Linked DNA regions of Mus musculus: region 1 is linked to region 2. A link is a loop called in an ENCODE intact Hi-C map of the cell type or tissue named here. Cell type or tissue: left cerebral cortex. All regions are shown on one strand. Each heading gives the region's core, and the rest is flanking DNA. Links, peaks and the distances in the headings are about the cores only.

Region 1 (5,376 bases), core at 190-5,189, 390 kb before region 2:
CATACATATGTGCTTGTGTGAGTGTGCTGAGTGTGTGTGTGCTGTGAGCATGTGTGCAATTGTGTGTGTGAGTGTGTGTGGAATGGTGTATGTTTGGTGTGTTGTGGTGTGTGTGTGTATGTGTGTGCATGCGTGAATGGCATGGTATGTATGTGTATATATATATATATGGTGTGTTTGTGTATGTGTGGTGTGATATGTGATGTGTGTATATGGTAGGGTAGTGAGGGGGCTATGCAGAATATTATTTCAAAAACACTGCTTTTAAACTAAATTGTGAAAGTCTGGAAATGGTATTGGCTTATTTCTAGCAAATTTTTTCTTCTAGGAAAAAAAAAATCACCTTTGTGGTATAAAGTCCAAGCTTCCACATCAGAACGGGGTAATGTCAACCCACAGGTTAGCACAAGGTATCAAGCACATGCTATGTACTAGACTCTTGGCACAAAGCCAAGCTTGTGGCTTCTCCCTGGCGATGGTGGTGGGCTTAGCAGACGAGTCCTGAGTGGTGAGTTGAGCTCAGGAACCAGCTCTCTCTGTACACTGGCTACAGCATAGTGACAGCTGCATTTCCTGAGTGCTTTTACTGTTACACTTCGGATTCAAAGCCCGTGACACAGATAGTGTCATCCCTAGCTCCCAGATTGGAAAAACAAAACACCTGAGGCTTGAGAGAAGTTAGCTTGCCTGTGGTCACACAGTGACTTAGCTAGGATTCCAATCTAAAATATTATGACTCGGACACTCAGACTCTTGAGCTCCAGAGAACTCATGATTCATCGACAAATGTCTGTTTGCTAATGGGAATCTAGATGTGGGAGCCATAGCACACAGCTGTAATGGGCTGGAGATACGTTCTAGAAATGGAATCAGATTCGTATATCATATCTGCAACACACACGCTTGAGATCTGTAGGGGGCCTTCTTGCCCCAAACTCTTGAGAAGAGGAGCTTGGTATGCCACGCCTTTCTTGCCTCCTCCCAACCCCCTGCCATGTCCTGCAGACTTACCACAAGGTCTGAGCTGGTCTGGAAGGTCTCAATGTAAAATGAATAGTGTTGGTCGCCCATCTGGTCTAAGATAGCTGTCATACACGCCACAAAGTGACTCTACAAAACATAATGAAAAATACAAAGGCACTGAAATTTGTCCTTTCTGTCTCCTTGACATCAAACTTGAAAATATACAGCCCCCCCACCCCCCGCACTCATAAAGGACCACCCAGCAGCAAAGCATCTCCTCTTGCTGGCATGTAAAACAACTCCCTAAGAGGAAATGTCCTTACCGCTAATTCATTTTAAAACATTCATTAAACACCCATTACGTGCCTGTAGCTGTGCTAGGAGCTCCAGATACAAAACTAAGAGCAGAACCCCCTTGTCCCCCTCTTCACCCCACCTCTGTGCTGTTTGTACCTCGGAAACAGCACTCTATGGATGTTGGGAGACTCAGCCTATGTTAGCCAAGATTCTCAGGGGCAGTCAGTTTCATTTTCCTGGTAAATAATTTTGTCTGCATGAATCCCCATAGTCTTATCTGTGCCCTTATCCACTCCCAGAGGAATTCCTGGAAAGACCAACAGCTCCAACAGCACTGTTAAGTGCATGGCAAGTCTCTGCAGAGAGATCATTACTGGATCACCATGAATCAATCAGCCATGAGCGAACCTAACACCTACCAGGATTGGCATTATTTACGGATAAAGAAGATAAAGGAGATGCGGAGAGACAACCTTTGCTCTTCGTGAGTTTATTATTTAGTCGGGAAAGCGTGATTAATGTCCATGAGGAAAGGAGTCAGACAAGAGGGAAATCAAGGTAGAGATGTGAGGAGGAGGTGGGTCCTGAAGAAACCCTGAAAGTGGAGAAGCATGAGTTATAGCCTCATATGGACCAAAGGCATCACTCAGTCTCTCCTGTGTTCTCCCTCCCAGGGTGTTAAGTGTCTGTGCTGGGGCATGCTGGCATATAGAAACAGCACTTGAGGGGATATATTCTGGAAGCTGGTAAAGAAACACTGGTCACTAATCAAGCAGGGCTGAGATAATATTCTCAACTGTTTCCTGTAAGATCCTAGAGGGATGACCATCTTGGCCAGAGGAGGTCTCACTGTGAACCAGGCCAGGCCAGATTTTTTTTGAAGGTTGCCTGGTTACTGGTGGGATACAAGGAGTGTCCAGGGACTCCCACTGCTGAAGATAGGCTTGGAAATTTCATTTGAAATTTTATTTGAAATTTTATTTGAAAAATAAAGGTGTGTGATACCTGAGTGTGTGTCTCTGTGTCTGTCTATCTGTCTCTGTTCTTGTCTCTCTGTCTCTGTCTCTGTCTCTGTCTCTCTCTGTGTGTGTGTGTGTGTGTGTGTGTGTGTGTGTGTGTGTGTGTGTATCTGACAGTCTGTGGCCTTTGTTTAAAAAAGTCTCCTGTTGTTAAAAATATTGAATATGCATGCATGTAACCTGTATATCAGCCAGCCTGTAGGTCTGCTCGAGTGATGGACAGTGCTTATGGCCCCTAGGAAGTACCCTCTGCATTCTTTGGTAGGTCTCTTAGGTTGCTTAATGTGTTCCATGCACTCATTTGCCAAAGTAGCTAACATAGGTACAGGCTCTCGTTTGCTTCCTGGTGTTTTTCAATTAGGACGTTAGGGGTGTCATGCCTTCTCAGTCAGCAGGGCCAGCTATAGAACGGAATGAGGCAAAGATGTAGGGTCCTCACTTAAAAGTATTATGGATCATTTTGGAACAGCTGAGTGGCCTTTTAAAAGAAGGAACTCGATGACTAAGCAGGTCACCTGCACAGAAGCTGGTGACCGCTAAACCCACCCCATGTTTAGAAAACATGGATATCTGGCCCAAAGCACCAAGCTTAGACTTTCAGGGGGCTCTAGCCACTTTGAGTGTAGGAATCCAAAGCCTTGGGGATCCCACCTGCTTGTTATTTCCTGGCGAGACCTCCAGGGTGGGTAGTAGTGAGTTTGTGAAATTACTCAACTCTTTCAAACCAGGCTGAAGCAGCTGCATCCTGGCTAACTTAACAAGGTCGCACTGAAATTAAGAGATGGATTTCATACCTCTGGGTAGCCTAAATGTAGGGAAGGGAGATTCTAGAGTTTGAAGAGCTAGAGGTAGGTGTGTGTGGTGTGTGTGTGTGTGTGTGTGTGTGTGTGTGTGTGTGTGTGTGTGTGTGTGTGTTTACCTGGGCTTCCTCAGTTCCTGCTCCCTCCGTCTCCTCTCTTCTCTCCCTTCCTTAAAGAATTCATCCTGTGGCCACTAGAGGGCTTTTCTTTTCACATGGTAGCTGCTGTGCAGTTTGTTCGGCTTTTTATTTATTCCTACGTGAGCAGACCCACTACACTTCTTGCATATAAACAGTGAAAATTACAATATAAAGGGCTTATTTTTTCCTTCGTTTGGAGTTATCTTGCTTCTGGTCAAAGGCTGGCTCGTTGTACAAGGAAGGGGCGGCATCTTCTGCAGGTAATTCCACTGCTTGGAGGTAAGAGATATGGGAAGGTTTGATTTTTTTTTGTTTTTTTTCTTTTTTCTTTTTTTTTTTAAATCGATGATCTTGTAGGAAAAAAATGCTGTTGTCTCTTGGACAGCAGTCTACTTTAAATCTTTGGTTTAAATGAGTGCTGAGACTGTGAGCTTGTGTGGGTGTGTGTGGTGAAAATCCACCATTGTCAGAACTGCAGGCTGCCCCAAACGCCTCGATCCGCAAGGCTTGTTATTCCCAGTGGCTTGATTTGAATTGGAAGAGGAGGAAATGCAAAGAGCGAACCTCAGAGGAGCTCAAGTTGCTGGAATTACCTCGAACGGGCTGCATTCTCTTAGGGTTTGTTTAAGGAAACTTCTCTGCCTTTTTTTTCTTTCTATCTTTAAATAATGAAAAAAGAGAGAGGGGTTTTCCATTCTTCATTGGAGAGTTTGACCATTTTATGAAATAAACCATTATTGTTTTATTAGGAATCAGTCAGTGTGTTAGAGTTCACAGATCAATCAAAGTCACTTTACCAGCTTGTTAATTTCTTTGTCCAGATCAGCATGTAGAAAAGCCCGGTTGGGTGCCTTTCACTAGGATTTGCATGCACTGTCATGGAAGTTTAGACAAGTCACTTGCATTTGCCTGTTAATCAAAAATTGACTGCTTTATCTTGAACCGGAAGCATCCTGATTTTTCTACCACAGCCTAGCTCACTTTGGTATCGATCCTTAGGTGATCACACAGATGTGACTAACAGACTCCCTGAAGTAGAACGAGCCACAGGCAGTAGGTTCATTAAAGGCTCTGTCATTTGAATTGAATAGCCATTCACGATTTCTCATGCAATGAAGGAGTAATGGAATCACTTAGTGCTTCTCTGACGGCTAGCCCCTTTCAAGATTGTCTTCAAAATGGCAAGTGTGTCTTGGCCCTCTCCCATTTTCACAAGTTTGAGACCAGACTTTCATACCTGCCGTATCTAAAATGCTTAGAGAAATTGGGGAAGGATGGTTGGGGTGACAATCAGACTATTTGCCCTGGCAGCCAACATAGCCCTAAGGTCGACTGCTGCTCCAACTTTATATCATTAAAAGTTCAAACTCCCATCCCCTCCAATGACCTAGAAAAGCCTTAATGTTGCATGGGGTTCTCGGGGAGTTGGGGGATTCCCTGCAATCTGAGCCAATTAGAACCCTCTTCTTTTTATTCCTGGCAGAAATTCTATAATCGACATATATTTACTACCACGGCATGAGGCAGCCACTCATCCATACCAAAGCAGCATGCCAGGTGCCCGGATAGGAAATTGCTTCTTAAAACAGAGTACCAGAGGGACTTGCATATTAAATTCCAGAGAGAAATTGAATCTGAGTCTCTGGCGCAAAGCAGGCAGAGTCACCTCGCTCTAATCGGGTGGTTTAAAATGTGGCTAATGAATCACAGCATGAAGAGACACAGTTTGAAACTAGGTCAAACGTGTAAAAATAAGTGCAATCATTGCAGGCACTTGGCTGATGAGGGGCTACTTAATGCTGGAGTGGAGGGGTATATTTGCCGCATAGGACCTTCTTCGGCTATCTGAGACAATCAAGTCCTTTAATTAATCCGGCTCATCACTACACTCAGAGGTCTCGCACATCTGGGAGAGAACTGAAGCTTTGAGGAAAAGGACAACCAGTCAGGCTCTCTTTACTATGTGCTGGTAAGGAAACAAGAGGAAACCGATAGTGTGTGAGCAACATAGCAGACGACTTCAGTTTTGGTAGGAACTCTCCCCAAATCATTACCCTGGCTCCTTTGTATTAAAAGTCTCTTCCATATCATATTATTATTGGAAATACTAATAGTTCTGCATACAACATTCAGTTTAACCATTCCTACTTAGCAACC
Region 2 (5,376 bases), core at 85-5,084:
AGGAAAGATGCTGAACTCAGGGCATTTGAACTCTGAATTTCCCAATCTAAGTAAGGTCCTTGAAACACCAAATGGGGCTGGGTTAAGGTTAACATACTGCTTACTGAGCCATTTTCAGAGAGACCATTCCCACAGAAGTCCACCATACAGTGCAGGGGCATTTGAACATGCTACACGATGTGCAGTAGTAGTCATGTCTGCAGATAGGGAAAGAAAAGCCTCCCACAGGCTTCCTCAGCAATTTTTCAATAGTCAGCCAACTGAACTCCTCCATAGTATCACTAATGTATGAAACTAAAAATTATCAGTATGTCACATGGTTATTCTTCCTCCTCATGCTTGTCTGCAGTACGTTTGTCTGGCTTGAAGGAGTGACAATGGCAGACAGAAGAAGAGATCAGACACAAGGCAAGGTGTCAGTTTGCCTGTTAACTGTCCCTTCTGATTTGTCCTTTGCCTGAGTGGAAGTCAAGTGATACCAATATCTTAGTGATGAGGCTGAGGTTTAAAAGATCTCTGGGAAGGTAACTGGACAAAAATGACTGATCCATACATTCCCAAAATGAAAGTTTCCCTTTCAGATAAGAGCCTCCTGTCTTCCTTCCCCTGTGTTCTTTCAAGCCAAGTGTGTCTCGCTCGTTTTATTTTTCAGAAAAGTATTAGCATCCAACAAAAGAGGTTTTGCTAGGGTTTTGCTCATCAGCAATTAATTAACCACAGTGGTTTTAAGAATGAAAAGACAGTTGTAAAACCTTTTTTACATTTAAAACCGATAGAGTCTTCCCAGGGTTTTGTTGAAGCTGCCAGCAGCCTCAATTTGAAACTGGCAATATGTTGGAGAATCTTCTTAAGGTTACAGGCACTGTGGTGAGGAGGCTGAGTCAATCCCCATCTCTGCCACTGTGAACTGCAGGACCTAAGACCTGTTTTACTCCGCCGGAACTTCTATTCTCCCTTTGTGAACTTCCAGTGATAACAAACAGGGTGCCACTACCCAGCCTGACATGGGGACTATTATCTTCAGGGTGCTAGTCACTTTTAGACAGAAGGTGATAGATACATTGTGGCAGGCCTGAGCTCCGGGCTGTAGGGCTAGGGCTGGTGGCTCCCCCTTCTGCACCCCTCCCCCTGCTATCTGACTCCCTATAGGTGTCCTAGGAGGAATGTTTGCCCACGCTGTAACTTCTGCTGAGAGCCGATCTCATGATCTCATTTTCAGCTAAATATTCAGAGAGGAAGAATTCAGAAGCAAACCCTCCCACACACTGGACACAAGTGCTGACAACCTTAAAGGAAACATAAGCAAATAGATATAAACACACATGACAACGATTGCACAGGACATATGCTCTGTAAATAGAACCATGTGCTTTGCCTTTTTGAATGCATGCTGCTAACCCTCTGGAGACCAATTTGCGAATAAGACTTTCCACCTAGATTTCTGGGTGAGCGCTGCGGAGTTGGATTTAGTGCTGAGGATGTCTGCTTTGAAGACATTCTGAACCTCCACACCAGCCCAGGGCTCTGTATTGATCTTTACCATGGATTTTGCCTGAATTAAACTAGCTTGGGCTTCAATGAAAACAACATTTTTAACTACAAAAAAAGATAACCTATAAACAAGAGTGGGCACACATACACACACACTTATACACATACACACAGACACAGATTAGGAAAGTATACATTGAAGAATGCTTAGGTAAAAAGACTAATTAACATAGGTTCTAATTAGACCCTAGAACAAGGTATTAAGCAAGCTACACAGTATAGATCATGTGTTTCAATGTCTTCCCCAAAACTCTGATCCTTCAGAGAGCAGATAATTATGATCAGTCCCTCAGCCCCGGGTCCTGTCACTCAGCACTCTGGAGTCCCTTACAGGTAGCACTTTGCCATCCTCTGTGCACACACACATGATCACTTCCACGTTCCGCTGTGTGGTCTTGGTGTACTTGTCAAAGTCACCTTGTAAGAGAGTGATGTAGATGTCGTTCCTGACATCCCCTAAGGATGGAGAGAAGACCAGAGTTAGAGTCAGGCACTAACCACAGAGGTGGAGGGGACAGGGAGAAGCAGGAAGGACCATTAATAAAATGAAAATCCGAGCAGTTTAGAAAGGGCATTTTTTTTAACCTGACAGGAGGGATGGAGATGTAAGTAGCAAGGGAGGGTCGGAATGCTGGAAAAATCAGCAGCAGAAAGCCAGGTGGGGTGCTCAAAACTGGCCATGTTTTCTCTGTTCAAACCATTGCATTTCCATCCTCTAGTGACACCTTCTGGGAAGGTAAAGGAAAGCACCAAGCGAAATGAGCTTGGCCCTCAACCACGGATAGGCCTTTTTGTTGCACAAAAGTAGGGTTGAGGGATTTCCCATGAATCCTAGAGTCTAAGGGTGAAGGGCCAGGAGCACAGGTTGAGTGAGCTCCCGAAGGGAGTGAACAGCAGACATTGAGATCTCAAGTAAAGCAGATATCATTAAATCACAGTACAGGCCCCACCCTGGACCACCACCACTTAGCTACAGGAGAGAAAAGGATGAGTCAGAGGGCGTGTCATTACACAATCTGCCTCATGAAAAGCCTCAAGCATGTCTTGAATGCACTAATAGGCATGGTTAGTTAATAGGAGAGGCACAGAGAGACTTGCGGGGACTTCTGAATACCTTGTATGGCGTTTGGACATGTTACTGTAAGCATGGGTCCTTCAGACTATAAAATATGCTCTAAAAGCTGGAGAGTAGCACCACTCCGCCCCCCCCCCCCCGAGTAAAATGGGATCTTGGTATGAATAGTAAAACAGAGATGCCACCCGTGAGCTTCTGACTGACAAAGCAAGTTGCAGAGCTCCAAAAATGCTTATTAAAGTAGCGGTGCCTATAAAGAAGGACTGGGAGAAAGGGGATCTATGTTACTGTATGGGAAAACATGGTTTGCAGTGGTTTTGTTCAGGTAGAGGAATAAAGTAAAGGGAGTTGACTCTTAGGAAATTATGAACTACACAGCTGGACTCCTCAGCCCTGCTCATGGCCCTGCCCTTGAGGAAGGTCACTGCAGCTGTGTCCCACCTGGCATGATGATCTCTGGGAAGCCCAGCTTTCGGGCTACCACAGTGGTCCTGTCCACCAAGTGTGGGTAGTCTTTACGGATCTGAATGATGTCCCCCACCAGCATCTTCATGGTCACCCAAAGGCCTGGAAGGGAACACATGAACATTCAGCTTCTGTCTCTCTGTCTCTCTGTCTCTGTCTCTCTTCCTCCTCCTCCTCCTCTTCCTCCTCCTCTTCCTCCTCTTTCTCCTCCCCCTCCCCAATTTCCTCTCCTCCATCTCTCCTATAGGAGACTACTGAAATAACAGATACATTCACAGATGCAACAGGCCAACCCCAGGGGCTCTGGGCAACGTTCACTTATAGCTGGGTCAGCCTCTGACAGTTATTACAATCTCTGCACCCGAGTCTCCTAAAGCAGAGAGGATACCAGCTCATGTATCCCAGGACTTGGGTAAGGATGAAACCACTTGTAACTTAAAGGGCAGCACACAGGAGAGAGCAACTCCTCACTGTCACTTATGAAAGGAATGCCCATCCCATGCTTCCATGGGTGGTCTACAGACCACATGCTTCCCACTGTACTGTCTAGTCCAGGACTTGGACCCATTTACTGATGTCGCAGAGGCTCCTGAGCTGCAGCAAGTTTATCGTACTTGGACTCTGTATGATGGTGACTCCATACCTTGCCCTCCACTGTCTCCCTTGGAAGCTATGACTTTGCCCAGAAGGCTGTGAAGGAAATCGTTCTCAGCTGAGACCCTAGGAAGGAAAAGAGAGCACAAATGTTCCTGCTTTGCCCGATGGGAAGCTCCATCTTGTGTCCTAGATTTCCACATGGGAGATATCTAGCACCACTTAGGTGCAAAGTGAGCCTTCCATGTCAGCTCAGAGAAAGCAACACCCTCTTCACAAACAGTATGGCTCTGCGATTTGAGGCAACCAATGACTGCCACAGTCGTAGGCATTCATGTGACAGGAGAGATCGCTACGGCTCTGACATGAATGTCTTCTCTGGAAGGTAACAAGGACTTCAGTAGCTCCGGAAGACCTAGTCACTCACCTTTGGCTAGAGTCACTGGCTCCATTACCTGGAGATCTTTGTGGTGCTCAATCTTGACACTGCTCTCAACATGGGTCATTTTCAAGCAAAAAAAAAATTATAATTACCTCCTTGGTTGCCCCTGCTTCTCATGTCACAAATATATATGTGGCTTCCACAAAGGGCTCCCAATAGGCTGCTCCTTCACACTCTGTGGTCCCTGCTACACTTGTAATTAATGCCTTAAGCTTTGGTTGATTATCTGCTTAATTACCCATCTGAAGTATAAGCAGGGTCACATTGACCTTGTCTACTACTTCACCCCTGAGCCTGGCACTCTTCCTCTGGCTGCAGTAGAAGTTTCTGGATCATTAGCATGTCAGGGTGCCCTCTTTGGAGGCCCACCTACCCCCTTACTAAGAGGAGGAACAAGTTCACCCAGGGCAGCAGTAAGAGTAGGGTGGACAGCCTGGAGCCACACGGGAGTGACTTACGGGTGAAATGGAATAAAATGTTGCTTCTCTTCGTCGCTCTCTGCCTTGCCCTTGATGATGTCGGTGATGTCCATAACTAGAAAGACAGAGGAAGTGAACGGATGTTAGTTCAGCCAGGCAGGGGTGAAGAGAAGAGTGGATCATAAAACAGGAGAGAAGGGAAGCAACATGGGGCAGGGCTAGGGTACAGAAGAAGGCAAAGGAAATGGTTGGAAGTTGAGCAACAAGGTTCTTGTTACTGTATCTACTGACTCTCTTTGGTACCCACAAAACCCCAGGGCAGGAAATCCACAGGACCCAAGCATGCAATAAAAGAGCCTCTTTCCACAACCGTGCGCATGGCACATACACAGAACTGTTGAATCCGTGAGCCTTGCCAACTGACTTCATAGGCAGTATGCAAGTATGCGAGGGATGACTGGGAAGCCAGGGGACTTGTAATGGTAGAAGGAAGTATTCCAAGATAACAAAATGGATGAGCTACAGGGGTTTAAAAGAGTTCATGATGTAAAACTTGGATTTTTTTATCAGCTTTGAAAGCTCTGCTTTATTAGTTAGTTACTCATAATTATGTATCTATATATGTTGCACACATGTGTAAGAATGAGTGCAGAGGTCTGTAAGCACCTGATGACCTGGAGCTGGAACTACAGGTGATTGATTATGAGCTGTCAGATGTAGGTGCTGGGAGCTGAACTCTGGTCCTCGGGAAGAACAGCGAGCCCTCTTAACCACTGAGCCATTCCTCCAGCCACACACACACACCCCACCCAATTTATATTTTAATAATG

The links. Peaks named below come from ENCODE experiments on the same cell type or tissue, not always from the same donor. Only the 100,000 strongest peaks of a DNase experiment are listed, where the experiment ranks them.
Region 1: it touches region 2 in a loop (5-fold over the local background); 3 of 42 quality-filtered maps call a loop at or near these places.

Annotation. Positions count from the first base shown.
Region 1 is chr11:34,311,448-34,316,823 of GRCm38, forward strand. It overlaps Dock2 (dedicator of cyto-kinesis 2), which reads right to left. Exons shown (of 52, transcript NM_033374.3): 28 at 1,012-1,110. It overlaps Insyn2b (inhibitory synaptic factor family member 2B), which reads left to right and starts at 3,375. Exons shown (of 4, transcript NM_001025382.2): 1 at 3,375-3,498. In left cerebral cortex, for the core only: a CTCF peak has its summit at 3,304 (motif pointing right); DNase peaks (open chromatin) are centred at 3,294, 3,697, 4,833 and 5,074; H3K4me3 peaks cover 694 bases.
Region 2 is chr11:34,702,703-34,708,078 of GRCm38, forward strand. It overlaps Dock2 (dedicator of cyto-kinesis 2), which reads right to left. Exons shown (of 52, transcript NM_033374.3): 11 at 4,586-4,661; 12 at 3,735-3,811; 13 at 3,068-3,193; 14 at 1,883-2,007. The region is part of intron 2 of Gm51858 (a long non-coding RNA gene); the gene reads left to right. Among named protein-coding and RNA genes, the nearest start is that of Gm51858, 10 kb to the left of the region's middle. In left cerebral cortex, for the core only: a CTCF peak has its summit at 2,266 (motif pointing left); DNase peaks (open chromatin) are centred at 1,264 and 2,276.